Linked DNA regions of Mus musculus: region 2 is linked to region 1. Evidence: chromatin loops called from intact Hi-C (ENCODE). Cell type or tissue: left cerebral cortex. All regions are shown on one strand. Each heading gives the region's core, and the rest is flanking DNA. Links, peaks and the distances in the headings are about the cores only. Region 1 holds the start of Cfap157 (cilia and flagella associated protein 157). Region 2 holds the start of LOC115489633 (a small nucleolar RNA gene).

What was found. Peaks named below come from ENCODE experiments on the same cell type or tissue, not always from the same donor. Only the 100,000 strongest peaks of a DNase experiment are listed, where the experiment ranks them.
Region 2: it touches region 1 in a loop (5-fold over the local background); 38 of 42 quality-filtered maps call a loop at or near these places.

Annotation. Positions count from the first base shown.
Region 1 is chr2:32,778,447-32,789,166 of GRCm38, forward strand. It overlaps Cfap157 (cilia and flagella associated protein 157), which reads right to left and starts at 5,959. Exons shown (of 9, transcript NM_025619.1): 1 at 5,775-5,959; 2 at 2,908-3,179; 3 at 2,196-2,349; 4 at 1,263-1,530; 5 at 844-974; 6 at 501-651. The coding sequence starts at 5,941. Stxbp1 (syntaxin binding protein 1) reads right to left here. Exons shown (of 19, transcript NM_009295.2): 19 at 9,161-10,720. It also overlaps a transcript of Ptrh1 not described here. In left cerebral cortex, for the core only: no CTCF peak of the experiment used is centred there; DNase peaks (open chromatin) are centred at 6,021, 8,047 and 8,285.
Region 2 is chr2:32,852,227-32,868,286 of GRCm38, forward strand. It overlaps LOC115489633 (a small nucleolar RNA gene), which reads left to right and starts at 12,820; the gene lies at 12,820-12,941. In left cerebral cortex, for the core only: CTCF peaks have their summits at 119, 2,178 (motif pointing left) and 2,377; DNase peaks (open chromatin) are centred at 163, 2,173 and 4,104; H3K4me3 peaks cover 453 bases; H3K27ac peaks cover 1,174 bases.

The DNA of each region.
Region 1 (10,720 bases), core at 3,866-8,865:
GTTTTTTTTTTTTGTTTTGTTTTTTTTTTTTTTGTTTGTTTGTTTTTAGAGACAGGGTTTCTCTGTATAGCCCTGGCTGTCCTGGAACTCACTCTGTAGACCAGGCCAGCCTCGAACTCAGAAATCCACCTGCCTCTGCCTCCCCAGTGCTGGGATTAAAGGCGTGCGCCACCACGCCCGGCTTCTTATGAGCTTTGAATGGAATCTTCTGTTCTTCCTTTGTCTGCCACTGCCTCCCAGGGATTAAAGGTGTTCACTGCCACACCTCTATATTTTATAAGACACTTGAGATGCCCACTATGGCCTTCTCATTCTATAGCTCCAGTCAGGTCTTGAATTTGGAATCCTCCTGCTTCCCCCTCCTTAGTCCCTGCTATGATTAGACCCAACTCATTTAGATCGAGAATGAGAAAAGGAGTCTGGCCATCAGCCTCTCCAGAAAGAGGCCCTCTACGATTTGCCCTGGCAGCCTCTTGGTATCTCCCACACTGTTTGCTTACGTGCACAATGTCCTGTAGCATGGAGGTCGCCTGGATCAGGACTGTTTTAAGGTTTGCCCGAATTTTCTGTTCCTTGGTCAGCTCCTCCTGTAGCCGATTTGCCTCTGCCTGCTTCTCCTTCAGTTGCGCTTCCAGCTGGTCTTTCTCACTCCTGCTCCGGGACAAAACAGCATGCAGCTTGCCCCATCTTTGTGCTTGGGGCAGGCAGGCACCACCTCTTCCCTGTGCCCCGCCTTTTCTGTGAAGCCTTTCTAAATCCAGGCTTCAACTTGTCTGACAGTCCAAACCCTGAGGCTCTAGGCAAAGGCATCCCCAGGCTGACTTCCACCCAGCTCCGGCTCGCCTCAGGGTCTGGTTGTCCCTCTGCACATTCTGGAAGTTCTGCTCCAGTTGGGACAGCAGGAGGCGCAGTTGCTCCGTCTCCTCTGTGCCCTTTCTCTGTTGGCGGCACTTCTCGGTCAGCATGAGGATAATCTGCAGGGGTGGGCAGGTGTCACAGACCCATCGTGGGACCCTAGCCCACCCCTAGCTCACTTTTGAAGATATGACATAGGGCTTGCTCCCACATACAGGCAGGCCAACACCACCTCTGGACAACAGCTAGGCAGGAGGTGGGCTCCACTTAGTTATGGGGCAAATAGACTCCAGAGCTAGGGCCAGCACCCCAATGAGGAAAGCCTGGGACCTCACTGTAAACTCTTCCCACTCATGACTTGGTTCTGGCATAGGTCACACGAGGAGGGCATGGCATGGTGGTCCTACCTTCTTATGCCCTATGTTCTTTCTGGCCATGATCTCTTGGGTGTTCTCCAGCATCTCCAGCTGTTGGCACAGCTTGTTCTGGGTGCCCTTGAGCTGCTCATTCTCCTGCAGCAGCTGCACACCATGCTTGGACACCTTGTTTAGCTGCAGAGTCACGCTGTTGTTCTCTAGGATGGCCCGCCTGGTCGTCTCCCACATCTGGTTGGTGGCCATCTTTCGGAACTCTGTGGCCACCAGGTTCACACGCTGGATAATCTCTTTCCTCAGCCTTGCCAGGAGGGTGGGGTTGGGAGTCAAGTAGATGGGTATAAGTCTTGGTATCCCTTATTTTGGGGCGGTAGTCCCAGGGTACCCAGACTCTTCCCCAAAGAATCTCTGGACCTTTGAAATTTGAACCATTGAAACATTCTAGGTTTTTTTTTTTCAAGACAGGGTTTTTCTGTATAGCCTTGGCTGTCCTAGAACTCACTCTGTAGACCAGACTGGCCTTGAACCCAGAAATCTGCCTGCCTCTGCCTCCTAAGAGCTAGGATTAAAGGCATGTGCCACCACCGCCCGGCAAAAACTTATTCTTTTTGTTTGTTTTGTTTTGTTTTTTTTCCAGACAGGGTTTCTCTGTGTAGCTCCAGCTGTCCTGGAACTCACTCTGTAGACCAGGCTGGCCTCGAACTCAGAAATCCACCTGCCTCTGCCACCCAAGTGCTGGGATTAAAGGTGTGCACCACCACTGCCTGGCCCATTGAAACATTCTTACCTATTAAATAAACACCATAACAAGAAGTGACAAGAAGGCAGGGAGTGTCCAGTGCCAGCTTGGGCACTTTCATCCCCACCCCCATACATCCCAGTCAGGGTTCTGGGGGACAGAGGCTGTGGAGTCCATGGCTCCCTTCTAGAAAGCTGAGGAGAGCCGTGTGGCCCCGGCCTGCCCACCTGTCCTTGTCCAGCACAGACTTCTTCTCCAGGTTGTACACGTATTCCTTGTACTCGCCCTCCTGCCTATGGAGCTGCTCCTCCAGTGCCAAGTACTTCTCCGTGAGCTCCTCTTTCTGCAGCCGGAATTCTTCCAGGGAACTCAGCTTGATCCCTGCCCATCAGGGGCCACAAGGCTGGTGAGGAGCGGCTGCTGAGAGCCTTGACCCACACCCCTCTGAGGTCGTAAACTTTCTTCTTGTCTTACCTCGCCACCTTCCCCAACAGGACTGGTCTGCACGTGCCATGGCTGGCCCCGCACAGCCACTGCATTTCTGCCTTACCACATACTCTAAGCTCAGCAAACCTTGCTCAGATCCTCCTCAGAAAGTCCCCTTTGAAACCTCCCCACATAAGAGTGACCGAGACAGCAGCAGCTGACCCTGGGCAGACAAGTCGCAACCTCCCCTTTCAGATGGGTGGCATAGATAAAATCCTCCATTGTTTTGAAGCATTTCCTCATCTATGAGCTGCGGGAGGGAGAGCATCTCTGGCCTTGGGAATGCAAGGACAATTAAGGCAGATAGTGTTTGAAGTGGCATACAGCTCTTATTACCCAAGGGAGCTGTGGTATCCCTAGTTCCCAGGTGAGGCCCCGCCGCAGCCAGTGACAGCTGTGGATTTGGGCCTTGCTGCCTTTAGTGTGTGCCCATAGGTCCCCTGGCCCCCTCACCGAGGGCGATGTTCTCTGTGGTGAGCTGGTCCTTGATTTCCTGGAATTCATGGCGCACCTGGGCCAGTTGGGCCTCGAACGCGTCCTTCTCCATATCCTTGGCCACCTCCAGGCTCTGCAGCTGGTCATTAAGGTCTGTGATCTCATCCACCTTCTGGTTCAGCGTGCGCTTGAGGAAGGCCACAATCTCCTTCTTGTTGTTGGCCAGCTGCTCGAACTCCTGATGGAACAGCTTCTCCCGCACAGCCAGTTCATCCCATTTCCGCTGATACCTGGGGTGGGTCAGGGCAGAGACGCAGGGTCAAGCCAGGGCCTGCTCTCCCAGACCCTTCTTCCATAAGGGGCCACCTGAAGTTTCCCATAGTCTGCACCCCCCATTGTGCTTCACGCCTGGAGGCCTGTGCTCAGCATTCAGACTGTCTTTCTGTTTTAAAGGTGTGTGTGTAAGTAAATCTAAGGTGTAACAGTTTGGCTAGGCTGGGTAGCTGGTGAGCGGCAGAGAGCCCCACCCCCATCAAGGTCAGGGTGAAGGACACCTGAGTATGTGAGCACACTGTAGCTGTCTGCAGACACACCAGAAGAGGGCACTGGATTCCATTACAGATGGTCGTGAGCCACCATGAACTCAGGGCCTCTAGAAGAAGCTGGGCGTGGTGGTACACGCCTTTGATCCCAGCAATCAGGAAGCAGAGGTAGGCAGATCTCTGAGTTCGAGGCCAGCCTGGTCCACAGAGTGAGTTCCAGGACAGCCAGGGCTACACAGAGAAACCTCCTTCTCGAAAAACAAAACAAACAAACAAAAAAACAACAAAAAAAAGGACCTCTAGAAGAGCAGTCAGTGCTCTTAACTGCTGAGCCATTTCTCCAGGCATCGTTTGTAAATTTTAAGAGGGCCTTATTTACTGGTTTCAAACAAGATTACTGAAGCATTTGGAGAATTGCTTTATTTGTAAGGATTTCTTGATAAACCTTTTGAATGAGTAGTGCGTACAAGGTGTTTCAGGGTATGGGTGCCTTTGTGTGGAGAGGAGGCAGTCTGCCATAAGAGGTGTCAAAGGTCAGGACTGTCATCCTGCTGCCTCTTCTTCCTGGGGTGATTTCCCCAGTTCCCCGTGTGTGCCTTTCTTGTGGGATGGTGTTAAGCAGAGACGCACGGCCCTGCCTGGGTACACAACTGCTCAGCGCCAGCTGTGATTTTTCTCAGCATCAACCATATGAGCTTCCACTGCCTTGTTGTCTTATACCCATTTTATAGATAAGGAGATAGAGGTTCTCTTCTTTATACATTGAACCCATATATAATTAAACCCAGAGCTCCCGAGTTCACCAGTCTAGCTAGTTAGCCTGCTCTAGAGCAGTGATTGTTAACCTTCCTAACACTGTATTCTTTAATACGTAGTTTCTCCTGCCATGGTGATCCCCAACCATAACATTGCTTTCATTGCCACTTCATAGCTCTAATCCTGCTACTGCTACAGACTGTGAGTATCTGCACTTTCTGGTAGTCTGGGGGTGTCAAGGCCCACAGGTTGAGAAACACTGCTCCAGGGGGACCTTTTATTTCCACATCCCATGCACTGAGACTGCAGGTGGGCACTACACTTATTTGTATGAGTGTTGGGGATCCAAATTCTAGTCCTCACGTTTGACTGGCAGGTGTCACTGGGCCATTTCCCTGCCCACTTACTTTCCTATTTAAGTGTTACACTTTGGGACTGGGGCAGGTGCTTCCTGTCAGCAAGTTACCTTTGTGTTGCTTGTTTTTTTGAGGCTTGTTCTTTTGAGGTCTTACCCTATAGTCCAGGCGAAGTTCCTTTCCTTCTGGAACTTAGAACAAACCTTCTGAGACTGTAGGCATGTGCCACCATGCCCAGGTTAGATGATATATTCTTTTGGGGGAGGGGATGTTCAAGACAAGGTTTCTCTGTATAGTCCTGGCTGTCCTAGAACTCACTTTGTAGACTAGGCTGGCCCCGAACTCAGAAATCCACCTGCCTCTGCCTCCTGAGTGCTGGGATTAAAGGCATGCACCACCACGCCTGGCAGAAACTATATTCTTACAGACATTTTTGTTGTGTCTGATTTATTGATTATGTGTGTACATGCGTATGTGTGCGCAGCAGAGGTCAGAGGACAGCCTGCAGGAATTGGTTCTATTCCTCTACCTTGGGAGTCCTGGTGATGAGGGGCAAGTGCCACTGAGCCTTCTCCCCAGCCCTAAAGCTAGTATTAAAGTAGGGAAAACAATAAGCAAATAGTATCTCTAAATGCTAAGAAGGACCCCTCCCTGCTATCTGTCACAAAGGAACCTAGCCCCAAGAGGGAGTGGCACGAGTAGGAAAATCCCCTTCCTTAGTTCCCATTTGGGAACCTATAATGGTCCACACTTATAATTTCAGCACTTGGGAGGCTGAGGCAGGTAGATCAACATGAGTTTGAGGCTATCCTGGGCTAAAGAGTAATATCCTGTCTCTAAAACAAAACAAATACTTAGGGAAACAGACCCAGCCTGGAGAAACAAGACCAGGGTCTTGGCATAAGGGACTAGGGAATGAGGTGTCCTCCTGGGTCACCAGGGAAAACCATTTTCAATTTCTTCCACCAATTAAACTACACTTTTCTAATGTTTACAGTGCCGTCCTGTGGGGGTGGACCAGAGTGGGGGTGGGGTGTTACTTGGGATTTAGCAGTGTGCTCCCCGAGCTCTGGGAATCCCCTTACCCTCTCAGCACTCGCAGGGTTACCTGGTTACTTGAGGTAAATGAAGCAGGGAAGGATAGGGCCTGGCCAGAGCCCAGGTCTAAGGCCCTTATCTGAACCTGTGTGCATTTGGCCTGGTAGCACTAGCTTCCCTGCTGGCCACCCACCGGGCCAGCCTGTCCTCCAGGTCTTGGATCTGTTTGTGGTAGAATTCCTTCAGCTCCTCCACCATGGCCAACTCTGGAGTCTTGGTCCCACTGGCATCCTTCTTGCCCCCTATCTTCTTGCCCTGCATCTCCTTGCCTCCTTTGTTTGGCTTCTTTTTTGGAGCCATGGCTGATGGCAACCACTTTTTAAAGTCCCCTTTAAGAAGCCAGGTAGTTGCTAAGGAAGTTGTTTCCATACATAGCAACAGTGAGGCTGGGTTTTAAAGGGCTACTGTCCTCTTCCTGACAGGATCCTGTGTCCGGCCTAGGCCTAGCTTTTTCAGAGCAGGATACCAGGCTCTTGAGTACAAGTTTGGGTTCCAGGAAGACCTTTCCTTCCCTCAAATGGAAATAAATTAGAATCATAAAGGACCTTAGCCTTTGGGACTTTGGGATAATCAGAAACAATTGCTGAGCCCCCAGGCTAGTGTGTGCCTCTGCCTAGACCAACCTGCCAATTCTTTGGTGGCACAGCCACACATTTTGTATTGGAGGCTCCCATGCTGGGGTCTCGGGAGATCTTTACTTGTGTGTGTGTGTGTGTGTGTGTGTGTGTGTGTGTGTGTGTATTTGTTTTTCGAGACAGGGTTTCTCAGTTTAACCCTAGCTGTCCTGGAACTTACTCTGTAGACCAGGCTGGTCTTGAACTCAGAAATTCGCCTGTCTTTGCCTCCCAAGTGCTGGGATTAAAGGTGTGCGCCACCAGGCCCAGCTTGGGAGATCTTTAAAGCTTAGTGGCAGGGATCAATCTGTCCAGTGCCATCCCAAGTAGATGAAGTTCTTCTGAAGCTTTGATCTTGTCCCCTGGAGTCAGGGGTCAGCATACAGGTATGGGATGGGAGCCAGTGGGCATCCTGCTGGCAGCTGCTCTAGCTGGCTCCTCGCGTCTCCAGCCTCTCAGCACTGAGCCATCATACCAGGCACACTGGGCTTTTTTTGGTTCATGATGGTGTCTGCTCTTTGGTCCCCAGGCTTTCTTGGGGACGGACCATCACTATACTCAGTGATGACTGGACACTTGGTGTCACTTTGAGGATGTCACAGAAGGGAATATCTATCATATGCAAAGCCCTAGAGGGGATGCCGCTCGGGTCTGCCAGATTCTCTCAGCCCCTGTAATTCCGACTCCATGGGAGCCACAGCTTATGGTTTGGGATCCAGGGCTACTGGGCTAGCAGTTTCTGCTTTGACTGTGCTTTGGCCTGCTGCAGTATCTTCCACACTGAAGGTGTGCTACAGCTTTTGGAGGAGCGGCCCCAGGTTTCCTCTGAGCTCTGGGACACTAAGAGCTAAGGCTTCCAGAGGACAGTATGGTACAGAGGACAGTATGGTACAGAGGACAGTATGGTACAGAGGACAGTATGGTACAGAGGACAGTATGGTTCTTTGCTGTTTGGTGGAATTACGGTGGAGAGGAATAAAGAAAGCCTGGGCCAATAGATGTCAGAAAAGACGAGGATAGCCCAGCATGGCCATGAATACCTGTAGTCTCAGCTTCTTTGAGTGGGGTGGGGGGTGGGGGCACAACACAAGTTCAAGGTCAGTTTGAGCAACTTAGCTCGAGTCTGTCTCAAAATAAGAAAACATGGGCCAGCAATATGGCTCACTGGGTAAAACTGCCTGTAATGCCCAGAACAGTGGAAGAAGAAAAGTTGTTCTCTGACCTCTGCATGCACATCACTGCACACACACAAGTACAGTGATAATAAAACAGAACAAGGAACAAGTGAACAAAAGCCTAAACAGCAGAAAGAGGCTAGAGGTCCACTCCCACAGTGCGAGGGAGAAGGAATAAGTGGTATTTATGCTGCTTTCTTACTCAGTTTAGAATTCAAGTCCGCAGCTGGAGAGATGGCTTAGAGGTTAAGAGCATAGCTGCTCTTCCAGAGGTTGTGAAATCGATTCCCAGCAACCACATGGAGGTTCACAACCATCTGCAGTGGAATCTGATGCCTTCTTCTAGTGATTCTGAGGACAGCCATAGTGTACTCATATACATAAAATAAATATTTTTTAAAAATAGAATTCAAGTCCCTGTGTTGGATCCCATTCCAGGCATTCTGATGACCTGACATTGGCCCAGTTATCTGAAGTCTCCCAGGAGTGAGCTTGACCAAAGCCTGCATCCCTCCGAGCCCCAGCTTCCTCATCTGTAGTGGCAGGGGACCCACCTAACACCTATCTATGAGAGGCCTGGCGTGATTGCTCCATGGCTGTCTTCACCATAGTCTGCTTAGAAAGGGAATCTTGGAGGAGCTGAGTGGGATGTTCTACAAGCCACATTTGCAACCATCCACATGTGTTCAACTGGGATTGCGAAGCTCACTTCAGCTGAGCTTGTTCACTGTTGACCTTCCCTTTTAGGAAGGGATGGGGGCAGTCCCTGGGCCCACCTGTGCATCCAGCTGCCCCTCCCAACCAGCTGTATGCAGTTCTGCCCTAACTGCATGTGGCTTCAGGGTTTGGGGGAGGGGGCTGGTATATGTAGGTTGGGGAAGAAGAAGGAGGGAACACCATCTCTGTAGACATCAAATCTCCAGCGACACAGCTTTGGGCTTCCCCAGGCTCCCAGTTGTCGCCCTCACTCAAGCTCCGAGCCCAGTAAACTCTCATTGGTTCTCCAGGGGAACCTTTGGTGGAATCAAACTTTGGTTTGTCTTTAGGACCTAAGAAAGGTGTGTATATGTTACTTTCCTCTGCTCCCCAACACACTCCCCTGGGCAAAAATTTTGGGGACAGGTGCAAAATCTACAAAGTAACCTCGAGTTGATACATTCCTTCCTGCAGTGAAAGTGTCATTTTCTGTTACTGTGACAAGAGAGCTGAGGCTTTACAGAGGTTTAGTTGACTTAAAAAAAAATGTAGCTGGGCGTGGTGGCACACGCCTTTAATCCCAGCACTCGGGAGGCAGAGGCAGGCGGATTTCTGAGTTCGAGGCCAGCCTAGTCTACAAAGTGAGCTCCAGGACAGCCAGGGCTATACAGAGAAACCCTGTCTTGAAAAAACAAAAACAAACAAACAAACAAAACCCCCCAAAAAACAAACAAACAAAATGTTGTGTATATCTACATGTAGTTCCCAAGGACGCCAGAAGAGGGAGTCAGATTCTTGGAACTGGAGTTATAGGCCGTTGTGACTTCTTATCCTGTGGGCATCAAACTCCAGTCCTCAGAAGCGCTCCTAACTGCTGAGCCATCTCTCCAGCACTAACTAGGTTTTTTATGTTTTACAAGACAGGGTTTCTCTGGCTGTCCTATAACTCAATCTGTACACCAGGCTGGCCTTGACAGAGACCCGCCTGTGGCAGAGGCATTCTAGACGGTTGAAAAGAAGCTCTTCATGTCAAGGCAGGTCCTTATTTATTTTTATTTATTCATTCATTTGAGACAGTGTCTCCCTATGTTGCCTTGGCTAGGCCTGTAACTAATTATGTAGGCCTGACTGGTTGAACTCGAGAGATCCCCCTGCCTCTGCCTCCCAAGTCCTGGGACTAAAGATGGATGCCCATCGCCGAGGCAGCATCTTTTTTCTGCCTGAGGCTAGAGCCAAGCTTTGTACCCCAGATGGGAGATAGGTACAGATGCAATGCAAGCCACAACCCCCTGGATCCAGAAGCCTCCAAGCCCCAGCTGTGGGGTGGCTGGCCTCCTCTATAGTCCTCAAAGTCAAACCAGCTCTGCAGTGGGCCCAGGCACCATGAGTGAGAGCTGACGTCTTTATTAGACTCAAATGCTGCAGTACAGGACGGTACAGAGCGGTACACGGTTGTGCTTCCATACTTTAAACACTGAGATTCAAGAGTTTCAAGTTAACAAGTTTCAAGACAGACTAGCTTTTTTTTAAATATCCATTTGAGAAATTATTTATATAAATAACATAAAGGAAACCCCACATGTTCGACAAACAAGATCCTGAAGCATGAGCATTGCTTGACCGGAGGAAGGGATGGGAGAAGCGCTACAGAAGAAATCAACCGGTGCTAGTGTGGTTCAGTCCTAAGGGAAAAGGTTCACTGGAGAGGAGCAGGGGAGAGGCCTGAGAACTAAGGAGAAGAGAGACTCTAGAGTCAGGGAGGGAGAAGGGCACAGGACACCTGCGGCAGGCGTACACCACGTTTGCGAAGACAGCACGAGACACAGTAATACGTACAAATCTGCGGGAGGGAGGGGCGGGGACTGGGCTGGGGACATTTTTGTGACTTCCACTGTCTTTGTTTCACGACTACAGCAGCAGGGTGAGCAGCATGCTCAGGGGGCTGCTGCGTCCTGAGGGTGGAGACCATCCTTCCAGCATCGGCTTCTGGAATTTCTGCTTTATAGCTAGCTATGTTTTATACAGTGATGACTAATACAAAGAATAAAATGATCCTTTTCATACAACCACAATGACACATGACTGTACACTACACAAACTTAAGATTGATGAAGTATCTTAAACTGAGGGGACTCTGACTAAGCAGCAGGGCCCCCATTCTTCAGGCCTAGCTCCTACAGCAAAGCACCCTTGACCAGAGTGCCAAACTCACAGCTTCCAGCCCACCCCTGACCCTTGGCCTCTATCCAAACTGTGTTCAAGCAGGGGGCTGGTCAGACCTAACTCTGGAGGCTCCGAGGGCACTAGGCAGGCTGATTTAGCCTGAAGGGCTTAACTTGTTACAACAGTATGGACACAGATCAGGGAAAGCAGTGCCAGGCTCTGGAGACCACACTGGCCGGCACTCAGACTGGCTTCCTGTGGACACCCTAAGCCTCCCCCATAGGTGCAAAGAGGAGGCTCGTTCCACGCCAGCCTCCAGAGGTGTCTGCTCATCGCTGAGAACAGGGAGCGAGCAGGGGCTAGCGAGAACATCACTCCCTCAGCATGTCCTATCCGGGGAACAAACACCAACAAGGACAGAAATGAATCCA
Region 2 (16,060 bases), core at 67-5,066, 70 kb after region 1:
ATCACCTCGGGAATTTGAGCCCAATCAGGTTCATTGCCCATCACTCCACCTCAGCCCCGAGCGCGACCAGACCGGGATGATGCCGCAGGATGCTTAGAGAAGTCTAGCCTCCCTGGCCAGCAGAGGCGCAGGTGCGCTTACAGTTACGCATGCGTGGCCCGCAGCCTCTGCAGAGCTCGCTGCAGACCTGCTGCAGGCGTGGGAAGAATCCTTGGAGTTACGCTCGGGTCACGTGGTGGGGAGAGCTGGCCAGGTAAACAGGGTGGTAAGAGAAGAGATCCGAGCTGAGGACAGTTTACAAGAGAGCTGCCTGGAGGATCCGAGAATAAGAAAACACCTTAGCAAGAAATACGAATGGGGTGAATTAGAGAGTAGCAACTGGTAGCAACTGGGTGCTGTGATATATGCAGATCAATCCCTGAGAGCAGAGATTGGGCCACTTCACCGGCCGCCGTCTGGGGCATGCATCTGCCTCACTCTGCTTCAAAACTGCTTCGCCAGCTGTGTTCTTCTGTGCCCATTCCACCCTCCCCCTCTGACTGCTGGGCCATACATTCCCCATTTCTTGCACTGTTTTAGGAACATTTTCTTAAAAAAGGAAAAAAAAAAGTTTATTCGTGTGTGTGTGTGTGTGTGTGTGTGTGGACTTGTAGAGTTCAGAGGATTGCATGCTTGTGTGAGTCGGTTTACATTTCTACCACGTGAGAACAAGATATCAAACAGGTTGGCTGGTGTGGTTGGAAATGCCTTTACCCACTGAGCTGTCTCTCCGGCACAGGAGCAATCTAAAGAAGTCTACAGGAGAGGGCTGGAGACGTGGCCCAGCAGTCAAGGGCACGGGCTACTCTTTCAGAGGCCCGGGTTTGATTCTCAGCACCCACAGCCCAGCCCACGACCCTCTAACTCCAGTTCTAAGGAATCTGATGACTCTTCCAGCCTCCTCTGACTCCTGCATGTATGTAGTACATATGAGTGTACTCAGACACATGCACATAAAGTAAATAATGTTGTGGCTCTCTCTCTCTTTTTTTTTTTTTTTTTTTTTTTTAAAGATAGGGTTTCTCTGTGTAGCCTTGGCTGTCATGGAACTTTCTCTATAGACCAGGCTGGTCTTGAACTCAGAGATCCTCCTGCCTCTGCCTCTGCCTCTGCCTCCTGAGACAGGGTTTCTCAAAAAGTGATGTGTCTGCCTTGTCATCTCCCCATCCACACACAGAGATCTAAAGAGAAGAGCTGGACCTGTACCACCTAAGTCTAGGACTTTGCCCTCAAGCTGACAGGCTGTGTGTGTGTGTGTGTGTGTGTGTGCGCCTGTATATTAGTCTCAAGATCAAAGGACTGCAGAAGATAGGCAGATGTGAAACACAGAATGCATGTGAGCAGCCTCAGTGTAGGCTTTGCCTAGGGGAAGAGTCCACACTAGGATCCAGGACATATCTCCATAAAGATTGCAGAAAAAGCTATACACCACCTCTGGATGGTTTTTTTAAAATATTTATTTATTTATTTTTATTATATACACTGTAGCTGTCTTCAGACACTCCAGAAGAGGGCATCAGATCTCATTACAGATGGTTGTGAGCCACCATGTGGTTGCTGGGATTTGAACTCAGGACCTTTGGAAGAGCAGTCGGCGCTCCTAACCGCTGAGCCATCTCACCAGCCCCCACTTCTGGATGTTTAAATGTTGTAATAGATGGTAGAGTGCAGGTAGGCAGGGTGATCTTGAACTTTCTATGCAGTAGAGATGAACCTGAACTCTGGAGCTTCTGCCCTCACCTCCCAAGTACCCAGACTGTCATTGTGGGCCACTACATCCAGTCTTTGCAATGAGATGTTGTTTAAAAAGCGTTTAATTATCTGTATGTGGGTATCTGTCTGAGTATGGCTATGTGCATGTGGATGCAGGTGCCCGCAGAGGCTAGAGGCATCAGATCCCTGAAGTGGGAACTTAAGGGTTCTTTGAAAAGTCAAGGTTGGATGGTGTTGTGCTGGGGCAAACACACGGGAAGAAACGTTTCCTTAAAGTGAGCACAGGTGTGAAAGGCTAAGGCAGACTCCCAGCTACCTGCTTTAAAACTCAGGGAAATGGACGGCTTCCTCCCAAAGAAACAGAATCACTCACAGGAAGAGAGGCTATGTGTGCACACCCTCATACACACTCGCATCGCGCCCCCTGGTGGGCACAGCTTTGCACAAGGGTGAGCTGTGCTGTCTGACACCAAGCCTCAGGATCTTAGCCTAGCAGGTAAGAGCCAAAAGAGTGGTCCCTCTGCTCAGCCTGGCGTTGGACATAAACAGAGACAGTGGGGCCAGGCCTCAAACTCAGAAATCCACCTGCCTTTGCCTCCCGAGTGCTGGGATTAAAGGCATGTGCCACCACGCCCGGCTTTTTTTCTTTTTTTAAGAAAATGTTCCTAAAACAGTGCAAGGAATGGAGAATGTAATGGTCAAGGTGGTTTTTTGTTTGCTTGTTTGTTTTGTTTTGTTTTGTTTTGTTTTGTTTTTGTTTTTCCCCTGTAGCCCTAGCTGTCCTAGAACTCACTGTATACACCACACTAGCCTTGAACTCAGAGATCTATCTACCTGTCTCTGGGATTAAAGGTGTGTGCCATCACACCTGACTTCAAATTGGACTTTAGTGGTGTCTCTACTTTGGTTTTGTCTTGAGTTCCCTGTCTGAGGTGAATAGATGTGTGTGTGTGTGTGTGTGTGTGTGTGTGTGTATGTTGAATCTCCCTAGGAGGGATTCTGTCATACAGAAATGTCCCCATTAGATCCAGAAAGCATCGCTGTAGAGTAATACTATTTCTTTCTTTTCTTTTTTTAAAAAAATATTTATTTATTATTATATCTAAATACATTGTAGCTGTCTTCTGACACACCAGAAGAAGGCAACAGATCTCATTACAGATGGTTGTGAGCTGCTGGGATTTGAACTCAGGACTTTCAGAAGAGCAGTCAGTGCTCTTAACCACTGAGCCATCTCTCCAGCCCCTAGTAATATCATTTCTTAACACAACTAAGCCTCCCTCAGCTCCTGCCGGCATCACAGGCATCCTCATCCCATGCCCCCTTCCCACACCCCACCCTTAGCGCTGTGTCCTGAAAAGCTCTCAGTGCACCAAGAAAGGTCTTTCGCATCAACATTAAACACAGGCTGTCTTTCTAACCCCTACATGCTCCCTCCCTCCCCGTGCTCCCTCCCTCCCTTCCCCCACCCTTTGTCTATGTACCCACTTCTGTTGCCACACTCACGCATGCTTGACATTAGCCACCCTCTCTCTTGATAGTCACCCCAGAGTCAGGCCCAGCTGGGGGTGTGGCTCAGCCTAGTGTTTCCTGCCCACTGACAGTAAGAGCTCTGGGGGCCCTTACCTCTCTGTGAGCCAGTGTCTTTTGACTGTGGCTGCCCAGTTCTTTCCTCCTTCTCGAAAGGATTGCACAGACCTGGGCCCTGGAATCTATGTCCTGTTTGGTATCTCTGTCCAAATCAGGAGCAGATAGACTCGGGGAGGAGTCCTATGGTACTCACACAGGTCTAGTACCCTTTCTCCCCACCTACTACCCTCCTCCTTCCCACCTACTACCCTCCTCCTCCCCACCTACTACCCTCCTTCCCACCTAGGACCCCTCCTCCCCATATAGGACCCCTCCTCCCCACCTAGGACCCTTCTGCCTCACCCTTCCTTAAGAGGTATCTTAAGTGCCTCCTACAGGGAGAGCATGGGAGGGGGCTGGCTATAGGTTCCAGTCTGGTTGTCCATTACAAGGAGCTTGCTGCCCCATGTGGATCTTCATCCTCCTCTTCACAGGGACCCTCCTCCTCTGATGTCCTCTTAATCCCCAAGACTCCTTCCCTCTTTTCTAGGCTGTGACATAATTCCCCCTTGAACACATCACAGCCTCGCCCTAGGTCCCCAGAGGAGCCGTTAGAGCAGATGTTTGGTTCCCAGAACAAAAATAGCAGTTATTGAACAGAGTGGATTCCCAGTGATCTGAAGACATCTGTTAGCTACATCCCACCCTGGGGCTTGATGCACCTTCAGTAGCAGCTGCAGAGCCGCCCAAGAGCTGTTTCAGTACATTGCTAGGATTCACTGAGAGCCTCAGGATACTCCTACGACCTCAGCTCCCTGTGCTGAGCCCTCACAGAGGAGGGGGAGGACGACTGCCACATGCTGAATCCCAGGCCAGGCCCCTTTCTCTCCCATGCCTTTCTTCTCTTGCTCTATTTATTTTGGTGTGTGTGTGTGCGCGTGCGCATGTTCGAGTACATATGCATGTGGAGGCCGTTGATGGATGTCCGTCTTCCTCAGTCAGTCTTGGCCTTATTGCTTTTGTTTTTGTTTTGTTTTGGAGACAGGGTTTCTGTGTGTAGCCCTGGCTGGCTTGGAACTCTTATGCAGATCTCACAGAGATCTGCCTGCGTCTGCCTCTGCCTCCTGAGGATTAACGGTATGCCCATGTATGTCTGTGTATCATGTACATCCTAGAACTAGAGTTATGGACAGTTGTGAGCCACCATGTGGTCGCTGGGAATCAACCCAGGTCCTCTGCAAGAACTAGAAGTACCCCTAACTGCAGAGCCATCTCTCTTGTCTGACTTCTCTGGACGTACGATTAGCCTCTCTGATGTCACTGTACCCATCCCCGTCATTGACCCTTAGGTTCCTCCCTCTCAGCGCAGCACCGAGAGCCCTAGAACAGTGTGATTAGACCACAGCGAGATTGATTTCCTGCTGCATATTTTTTGCTTTGCTTTTCATTCCACAAGTAATAAAAAAAAAAAAAAAAAAATCAAAGCCAGGCGTGGTGGCGCACGCCTTTAATCCCAGCACTGGGGAGGCAGAGGTAGGTGGATTTCTGAGTTCAAGGCCAGCCTGGGCTACAAAGTGAGTTCCAGGACAGCCAGGGCTACACAGAGAAACCCTGTCTCGAAAAAAAAAAGGGGGGGGGGATATTTAAATCTATACTCAGAATTGAATTAATCCAAGTTGGGCTCAAACTTATAATTTTTCTTGCCTCAATCTCGCCAGGGCTGGCACTTTAGAAATGAGCCTGGTTCTAAATATTTAAGATTTATTTTATTGTTACCTGTGTGTGTTGTGCTAAGCACACACATTATCAATGAGCAATAGTCCCAGCCAAAACTCTTTGGTGCTGGATCCCAGAAAGATTAAGAGTTCAAGGATAGCCTTGGCTACATGTCCACTCTTTTTTTCCCTAATATTTTCTTAAATTATTTTATGTGCATTGGTGTTTTTTGCCTGCATGTATATCTGTGTGAGGGTGTCAGATCCCCCTGGAACTGGAGTTACAAACAGTTATGAGCTGCCATGTGGGTGTTGGGAATTGAACCTGGGTCCTCTGGAAGAGCAGCAAGTGCTCCCAACTGCTTAGCCATCTCTCTAGTCCTGAGATTTCCCAACTCTTTACACAGAGGGGAAGAAGCTAGAAGCCCCTGGAGCCAGAGCGGCTTCCTTTTTTATCTCTCTGGAAAGCAGAGCCTGGAAACCATCGTCCAGATGCAGGCTGCCCCCGCCACCTGCTGGTGGGCAGGAGGAACATCAGGAGACTGAGGGCTTCATGTAGGCCAATTGGGAGCTCCGTGACTGAGCCTGCTCTTGCTGTTGTTACATAAATCCACCCACTTATTGTAGGGCGGGGATGTCTTAGATGGTCGAGCTTCTGGTCCTTCAGTTTCGTCAGTCCTCTGGAGGCCAACTTAACTGTGGCAACAGAACTCTCTCTCTCTCTCTCTCTCTCTCTCTCTCTCTTTCTCTCTCTCTGAGACAGAGCTTCTCTGTATAGCCCTGGCTGTCCTGGAACTCACTTTGTAGACCAGGTTGGCCTCAAAGCTGCCAGTCTCTATTTTCTTCGGTTTTTGCCTGCAGTCCTTCTTCATGATGACATAACTTCATCATGTCACTGGGACACAAGAGAATTTATATATATATATAATATAATATATATACATATATATACACACACACATATACACACACACATATAATGTGAAATATATATCATGTAATGTGTAATATGCGGTATGTAATGTGTGATATGTAGTATATAATATATGATTATATAATTATGCTATAAAATTATATATTGTATATATTATATATCATGCCATACATTACATGTCACATATATCAATTAAATACCATATATCATCTATAACTATATATAATTATATATTTATAAAATATATATTCTGTATATAACTATATAACTATATGTATATATATATATATATATCCATATCCATATCCATATATATATATATATATATATACCCATCCTTCTCTTCCCTCCCCTCCTTCCTTCATGTCCTCTGTTCCCTAGCACTTCCCTCTTCCCTTTCTGTCCTCCTTTTTTTTTTTTGGTTTTTGTATAGCCCTGGCTGTCCTGGAACTCACTTTGTATACTAGGCTGGCCTCGAATCTTTTTGATTTTTTAAAAAATTTTATTTGTTTTATGTATAAGAGTGCTCTATCTGCATATATACCTGCAGACTAGAAGAGGGCATCGGATCCCATTACAGATGGCTGTGAGTCACTATGTGGTTGCTGGGATTTGAACTCAGGACCTCTGGAAGAACAGCCAGTGCTCTTAACCACTGAGCCATCTCTCCAGCCCCTCTTTTTTATTTTTTACTTTATTTTATTTTTTGGAGACAGGCTCTCACTGTGTCACCTCGGCTAGCCTGGAATATTCTGTGTAGTCCAGATTAAACTGGCCAGATTAAGAGATTCGTCGGCCTCTGCCACCTGAGTGCTAGGATTAAAGCTGAGCACCACCGCACTGAGCCCTTTAGCTCTTTGCTGCTGTATCCCCAGCACCTAGAGCAGGCCCCAGCACACCTGAGGCACACACATATTTGATGAACAAGGTGGGTGTATAAGAATGAGCTCTGAGGGGCAGACCTCAGATGGCGCCATCACTCTGAGGTGACCAGCAGGGGGAGCAGTGAGCAGAGCAGCCCTGACTCTCTACACTGGTTTCTTCCTTCCACAAAGGAAAGTGAAGGTGCTGCATTTGTCACAGGGTGTCCACTGGCACCTGGATCTAGTGCCCATCCAAGGCAAACATCCACCCACCATCTCCAGGTGTTTCCTCACGAGCGTCGCCCAGCTGGGACCCTTGTTCAGCCCATTCCCAGCCAGTTCTACCCAGCCAGTGTGCAGTTCTACCCTAACTGCACGTGGCCTCCCGGAGAGGCTAAGGTGCATAGGTGGGGAAGAGCTAGGGGAGGGCACTTCGTCTATGTGGCTATGGGTGGAGGGTCCCCTCAAATGTGTGTGTAACCCCTCAAATATGCTCTGTAAGGAGCCCAATAAACGCATTCATTGGTGCCTCGGGGAGAATGTTGGCAGCTTCACTCCTTGGCTTGTCAATGAGACCGTGAGGGGAGAGAGCCATTGTTAGGTCTCCCCCAGGACAGGAATTTTAGCAACAGTGACTTCAGTCTTGTTTGGCTTTGGGTATTGTATGGATAGGAACTGGGACAGGGGCCTTCCAGGTCCTTCCTTCCCACGTGTCCCTTCCCTTAGTCAGCAGCCTGAGGTGGCCTAGATACCCAGGACCCAGCACTCAGGAGGCTGAGACAGGAGGCTGGGATATACAGGGAGATTCTTGCTAAGACACAAACAGCTCTTGTAACTACACGGCTGGACAGCAGCCTAAGGGTGTCACCCGGATCTGTTAGCCAAGCAGCCTGGCCCGAGAGAGCAGGAAAGAAAAGGAGAGGGATTTTTGCTGATGGCTGCATGACAGAGGTAAGGCCATCTGACAAGTGACAGCCAGCAGTGAAGAGTCAAGGCTTTAGGATTGTAAAGGGAGAGTCCGGTAAGACGGCTCATCCTGTAATCCCAGGCAAGGGGATCAGGAGTTCAGTGAAGCTCAAGTACAAACTGAGTCTGAGGCCAGCCTGGGCTACACGGGAACCCGTCCCAATGATAAACGAACAAACAGAGACTAAGAAAACCTGAAGGACAGGGACGGAAGGGAGGTGCCTAACATTTAGGGTACAAAATTTGAGGGAGTGTCAAAATCTCAGTAATGAAGACAGGTGACTATCTGGTGCCACATGTTTTGGTTCAAATCCCTTTTCATGACCTTTTACTGCAGTTGCAGGGAATCCAGTACCCTCTTCTGTCTCCCTGGGTGCCAGACAAGTGCTGCACAGATAGACTTTTAGATAACACACCCATACACATACACATTAATTTTTTGGTTTTTTTCAAGACAGGTTTTCTCTGTGTAACCCTGGCTGTCCTAGAATTTGCTCTGTTCAGTGGGCTGGTCTCAAACTCACAGACATCTCCTGTCTCTGCTTTCAGAGTGCTGGGACTAAAGGAGTTCGCCACCACGCCCAGCTCTGCAGTACTTACTTGTGGGGTCATGCCCGTGCATCGCATCAGTGTCAGTGCCAGAGGACCACTTGTTGGAGTTATTTTACAAGCCACAAGCCTATATCGGGGCAGATTCTGTCCTGTTCCCACCTACATCCAAGACATATGCTCCGTGTTACTTGCTGTTTGAGTCTCCCCTGGGTTATTTCCGCTCCGTCAGTCTGTCCTCCTGGAGGACTTCTCCGGCCATGTGCTCATGGCCCATCTCCTTTCCTGGCAGGGCTTCCTCCTCTCTCTCTTCTCTCTCTCTACTGTCCAATCGAGGGCTCTAGCTTTTTATTATCCAATAGTTTTAAATTGGGGAGCAAGGTTTACATAACAAAGGCCGGTGCACAACTCTCCGCTGGCTTGGGGTTCAGAATTTAGCATTTGTATACACAGCACCAGACCAACCCTCACCTAACACACTATAGAACAATCACTAAAATCATTACTGTCTCAAAGATTGCCATGCGGCCCAGCAGCACTGGCGCAGGCCTTTGATCCCAGCACTCAGGAGGTAGAAGCAGGTGGATCTCTGTAAAGTCGAGGCCAGCCTAGTTTACAGAATGAGTTCCAGGACAGTCAAGGCTAGACAGACAAACCCTGCCTCGAAAAACAACAACAAAAAATTGCCATTGCTTTTGTGTAGACAGAAGCATGGAACAGATGGACAAGGTGCCAGGAGGTTCCACAAGGGTGGGGATGTCCAGTTGGGGAGCCCCGGGTTGATGGCAGCAGTGGGACACACAGGAGTTGTTTCTTTGGGGGAGGAAAGGAACCTGAGGGTGAACACGTTGTCCAACAGTTCTCTGTGCGTGCATGTGTGCGTGCCTGTGCCTGCTCACATCTCGTGGCCCAGCATGGGTGGTGTCCTCCATAGAAACTGAATCTCTAGGTCCCCTTTGACTCTAGAGTTGCATCCCATCTGTGGTTATGTCCCAGCTACCACCGGGGGCAATGGACACCTTCCTGGTCTATGAGGCAGCCTGAGCAAAAGTCAGACAGCAGATGTCCCCATGTACATTGCTGAAGCCCGATGCCCCATGACCTCAGCCTCCAAGACCAATATGTTCTTTGCAGAAGAATCATAAGAGGGGAAGGATCAGAAATTAAATCCTAAATAAAACCCTGGGCTCCCTAGAATCTGAAAATCAGGGCTCTTTTCTTTTTTTTTTTTAAGATCTTTTTATTCATTTAATGTATGAGTATATTGTTGCAACCTTCAGACACACCAGAAGAGGGCATCAGATACCATTACAGATGGTTGTGAGCCACCATGTGGTTGCTGGGAATTGAACTCAGGACCTCTTAACCACTGAGCCATCTGTCCAGCCCCCCAGGGCTCTATTCTTTTCCTCCTTCCCTCCCTTCCGTCCTTCCCCTCCTCTTCTGATTTGTTTTTCTTTTTTTTGAGACATGGTTTCACTGTATCCATGGCTGTCCCAGAACCCACTCTGTAGACTGGCTAACCCCTCACTCACAGAGACCCACTTGTTTCCACCTCTCAAGTGCTGGAGATTAAAAGCCAACATCGCCACCATTGCCCCGCCACCACCACCCCTTGCTTTCTTTTCTTTCCTTTCCTTTCCTTTCCTTTCCTTTCCTTTCCTTTCCTTTCCTTTCCTTTCCTTTCCTTTCCTTTCTTTTCCTTCTATTTTCTTTCACTCATTCTTTCTTTAACTTTTTAAAGATTTATTTATTTTACATGCATATGTGTGTGAGCCAGCTTGAGTTTGTACATACATGTGTGGGCAGGAGCCTATAGAAGTCAGAAGAGCGAGTCTGATCCCTTGGAACTGAAGTTGCAGGTGGTTGTCAGCTATTCAGTGTGGGTGCTGGTATGGAATACATGTAGGTCCTATTCAAGAACAGTACGTAAGCTCGATAGCTGAGCCGTCTCTACAGCCGCCTTTTATTTATTTTAATTACATTTTATTTATTTACTTACTTACTTATTTATTTATTTATTTATTTATTTATTTAGTGTGTGTCTGCCTATGGGGCTGAGTGGCGTGCTGAGTGTGTGTGTGGGGGCGGGAGGAGAGAGCAGGATACAGAGTTCAGGAGTTGCTTCTGTCCCTCCACCAAGTTCTGGGGAACCAAATCAGCTAGTCAGGCTTAGCAGCAGGTGTCTTTACCCAGTGAGCCATCTCACTGGCCCAGGGCCCTGTTTCCTGAGTTTCCTTTCTGCTTACCAGGCTTCTGACCATTGTCCCCAGGTCTTTCTGTGGTCAGCCCACACTTCATCTTCCTCCCCCTTACTAGCCTCCATGCTACCCAGCCTGCCTTGGGGAATGGCTGAGACTCCAAACTAGGTAGGGTCTTTCTCTTCCCTCTCTCTGTCTCTCCCCTGGGCACCCTGAGCATCTCTGTGGGTACATCCTTGCTGTTTTTCTGCTTTCCCTCTTTCTAAGAGATGCTTCATTCCCAGGCTAGTGTGGTGGCTGATTCTTCAGCTCCTTTGTAGCATGGATTCAACACTCATTAATACATGATTGAAAAAGGCTTGGGGTGTAGCTCAGTGGTGTGGCACTTGACTATTATGAATGAGGGCATGGGTTCAATCACTAATACCTCAAAAATATATGTGTGCGCACGTGTGTTACTACACACCTGTAATCCTAGCACTCTGAAGATGGAGGCAGGGGGATCAGGAATTTAAGGTCATCCTCCCCTATATAGGGACTTTGGTACTAACCTGGGATGCATGAGACCTTGGAAGAAAGGTGTGGGGGAGAACAAAGCCAGCATCAATGCCATTGCTTACCATCAGACAAAGGCTGATGATGACAAATGCCAGCAGGAATATGGAGCAACTGGAGTGCTGGTCATCCCTCATGTGGGCGTAAAGCACGGCAGGCATCTTGGGAAAAAAATGTTTGCTGATTTTTAGCAATACAAATACTTCCTCTATGAACCAGAAATTCCATTCTTGGCTATTTGCGCAAGACAAATGAAAATGTGTACTGATCATAAGACTTCCAGACATACAGTCACACATTATTTGTTCATAGCCCCAAACCTAAATGTCCATCCACAGGAGACTAGATCTAGACACTCTGTAGTGCATCCACACAGGGGAATACTACAGCAATAAAAATGAATGGCTGCAGGGCGTGGTGGCACACGCCTTTAATCCCAGCACTTGGGAGGCAGAGGCAGGCGGATTTCTGAGTTCGAGGCCAGCCTGGTCTACAAAGTGAGTTCCAGGACAGCCAGGGCTACACAGAGAAACCCTGTCTCGAAAAACCAAAAAAAAAAAAGAAAAAAAAAAAAAAAAGAATGGCCTACCAGCAGGCAACAATGGATTCCGCTCAGGAACAGTGTGTGCAAAAGAGGCCAGGTGTGGTGGCACAGGCCTTTGATCCCAGGGTTCAGGAGGCAGAGGAGGAACGGATTTCTATGAGTTTGAAGTCAGTCTGATATACATAGGGAGTTCCAGGCCAGACAGGGCTGCATGCACAGAGAGACCCTGACTCAAAAATGATGGGGAAGATGATGATGATAGATTATTGTTTGATTCCATTTATATGAACTTCTAGTACAAACGAAATTGTTTTGTTATAATAAAAGTCAAAGTAGTAGTTATCTCTGGGCAGGGTGGCACATACCTTTAAACTCAGCACTCCGGAGGCTGAGGCAGGTGAGTTCAAAGCTGTCCTGTTCTACGTAGTGAGTTCCAGAACAGCCAGGGAGACCTTGTTCTTTTTTTTTTAATTCTTTTTTTATTTTATGTGTATTTTTATTTTAATTATTTATTTTATGTATATGAGTGTTTTGCCTGCATGTGTGTCTGTATACCATGTGTGTACCTGGTACTCACAGAAGCCAGAAGAGGGCATTGGATCGCCTAGAACTAGAGTTATGGGCAGTGATGAACGGCCGTGTAGGTGCTGGAAATTGAACCCAAGCCCTCTGGAATAACTGGCAATACTCTTAGCCACTGAGCCACCTCTCCTGCCCAGATACCTTGTTCTTAAAAAAAAAGTGATTATTTGCGATGTAATGTAGCCTGTGAGTGAGAACTTCCTGGTTTTCTGGTTTCCAGAAGTGTTTTATATAAGCTGAAGAGACAACAGGATGCACACACACACGTGTACTCATGCATATGTGTGTACCACATACACACACAGACAGGTATCATTAGCCCAGGCTAGCCTGGAACTCACTATGTTCCCCCAAGCTAGCCTCCATCTTACAGTGATCCTTGTGCCTCCGCTTCCCAAAATATGTGCCACTGTATCCAGACCAAATCATCCTTTATTTTTCTTAATGAGTGCTCTGCTGCATATACATCTGCAGGCCAGAAGAGGGCACTAGATCACCTTATAGATTGTTGTGAGAGATGTGGTTTGGGAATTGAACTCAGGAACTTTGGAAAAGCAGCCAAATGCTGAGCCATCTCTCCAGCTCCCAGGTCATACTTTTGAGACTCACTGAGGGGTTAAGCTGTGGCACCAAGGTAGTTGCTGGCACATAACTGGTGCCCCTTGCCCATCTGCCCATCTCCGTGGGCCCTTTTAAATGCTAGCAACAGGCAGTGACAAAAAGAAACAAAACCAACCAACCAACAAACAAAAAGGCTCACTGAGAAGGGCTGGGTGTTGTGGCTCAGTTGGTAGAGTATTTGCCTAACATGCTCAAAGTCCTGGCTTTCACCCCTAGCACTGCATACTCCCACCATTGGGGGGGGGGCGCAGGAGGATTAGGAATCCAATATCACTTGGTTACCTGGTAAATTTGAAGCCAGCCTGAGCTTCATGAGCCCCTGACTCAAAAACAAAATCCCTGTCACCTCCTACTGAAAGCTGGGCCTATTTGTAAAAGCAAACAAAGGAAAGAGAAAGGGAACAAACAAATCCTGCCCGTCTGACCTTGTCCCCCAGATCGGCCTTCTGGCCCTGCCCGAGCCCTGAGGGATCCTCTTTTCCCACTGGGAGAAGCCTAAGGGAGGATTTCCACAAATCAGGCCTTGGCAGCTTAGCTGACACACCTGCGACACAGCTTCTCTTCTCTCTCCCTGATGGCCTGGCTTGCACCACCTCCTCCCACAATGCCACCTTGCCTCCTAGTCAGAGGTATCCCCCTGCCCTCAGACTGTCACAGTTAGCATCTGGTGGAACTGGATCTCAACGGTGGAGTACTCATTTAGTCTGGGGGAGTTCCTGGGTTCCAGCCCAGCCCAGCACCTACCTGCATCCACCTGAAATGACCACACTACTCGGGACACTCTTAGGAGCAGTTCCCCAGTTGCTGGCAGTGCCTGGCCCAGGCTTCTCAGACAAGTAGTTCAGCTGGACTTCTAGATCCATTTACAGAAATCAAGTCTAGGGTGACCAGTTACTCAAATACAGTTGGTAGTCTCCTGTGTGCCAGAGAGGGACCAAATCTAGTCTCTGGGACTCTTAGAAAGTCCAGGGAAACACCAGACTGGGACCCATGGGATTTGCTGCTTTAAAAGGTCAGAGGCAATTTAGGCAGGAGGAAGGTAAGCAGCCCCCTGGTGTGGCATTAGGGAGGGAAGGATGATGGACAGAAACACTGGAGGTTTCACCAGAGATCATCTGGGAGCAGATCTTCTGCCTGCCTACAGTGTCAAGCCAGCTTCCATGTCCATTAAGTGGGTCAACTTTTGTCTCATCAGCTGGGATCCAAGAGCCTGGTTGGGATAACTGGCTTTCTGACTTCTCACCTTGTGACCCACATCCCTTCTCTTAGCATCAGTTTCTTCACCTGTAAAATGGGGACGATGAAATTAACGATACACCTGAGGGCCAGAGAGATGGCTCAGCACTTTAGAGCACTGGCTGCTCTTGTGGAGGACACAGGTTCGGTTCCCAGCACCCACATAACAGCTTACAACCATCTGGAACTCCAGTCCCAGGGAATGTGACATCGTCTTCTGACTTTTGGGGCTACCAGCCACCCATATGGTGCACATACATATGTGCAGAAAAACCACTCATATACATAAAAGAACTCTTAAAAAAGAAGAAATCCCAAAGCCTGACCCTTGGTACTTGGAGGCTGATCCGTGCCATAGCCACGACAGTTGCTATGGGACTAGGTCTCTTACTAAGATGCATAGCATCTGTTACTTCAGACACAATAATGCAAGTAGCACGCTTTCCAATACACACAACAATAACACAACAACAACCTAAACAGCTCTGAGAACCCATTTCTCAATGTCTCCCAGAAGAAGGTGTTACCCCGGCCTCCTCACCCAAGCCTCCCTGTGCAAGTATGACTGGTGGGGTGGCCACGGGGCTGAATCCAGCCTGCGACACTTGCTAAGCCAGCTAGCTGGGGCCCTGGGACCAGACTGGACCAGATTCTTGGCACTGACTTTCCCAGTTCTCACGGAGGCATCTTGTGGGAGAAGGGTGGGCCACTCCTTTTTTTTTTTTTTTTAAGATTTATTTATTTATTATATGTGTGTACACTGTAGCTGTCTTCAGACACTCCAGAAGAGGGCATCAGATTTTTGTTACGGATGGTTGTGAGCCACCATGTGGTTGCTGGGATTTGAACTCAGGACCTTTGGAAGAGCAGTCGGTGCTCTTAACCGCTGAGCCATATCACCAGCCCGGGTGGGCCACTCCTGACAGTTCCTAGTCCTGGATCCCCATCAGTCCTTTCCACCTCCCTTCCACCTCCTCTTTGCTTTCTATCTATAACTCTCAAAAGATGTTGTCCATCCAGTGTCAGTCCCTGTGGGGCAGCCTGGTGCTCAGGAAATGTTTTTTTGTTTTTGTTTTTGTTTTTGTTTTGGAGTTCAAGATTATTCCTGTTCTCAGAAGAAGGCCCAGAGACAGAAATCAAAATGGTAGAGGAACCCTGCCTGCCCCGGGAGCTCAGCCCAGCCTTTACCACAAGCTTAGTCACCCACCCAGAGGGCTGGGCAGGGCTGGCAGCAGTGCCATCCTGGAAGGCTCTGAGTCACCGGCTGGTGAGGGACAGCTGTGGCCTCGCAGGAAACCAAGACTACAGTGGAAGAGGTGTGTGGGGTGTGGGTTGACGGGCCCTGAGTCCCTTCCCCTTACTGGTGAGGAGGAATTGGGACAGACTGCCCAGTGCCAGTGGGCTCAGCAGCACAGAGCAACCAGGGCCTACCAGGAGTCAGGCCCTGCTTCATCTTTCAGGGATCTCACTCTGGAGAACAGGGAGTGGTAAGGTCTCTGCTTAAGTCACAGCAACTAACAGAAGTATTGACACGAGACCTAACACTTCAGCTTGGGGGAAGTGCCCGAGGAACACTGGCTGCTGCAGTCACCTCAAAAAGTCAGTCATCAAACCTCAGAAGTGCAGCCAGCTATTTCACTTCTAGAACTTTAATTCTCATATATAGTTATGGAGTTGGGCATTGTTCCATACATGTCTAATCCTAGTATTCGAGTGAGAGATGCACAAGGATCAAGAGTTCAAAGCCACATCCACTCCATAGTGAATCTGAGATGAGCCCAGGCTGCACAGTGAGACTATTTCCAAAACAATACTGACGGCACGGGCATGTAACTCTATCTGCTCTGGAATCGGAGAGTTTAAGAACAGCCAAGGTAGCTTACTGAGACCCTGCTTCGAACTAAAGGAGGGATGAAGACAGAGTGCATGTCTAGTGTAGGTAGGGCTCCGAGGTAGGGGTTCAACTCCTGGTG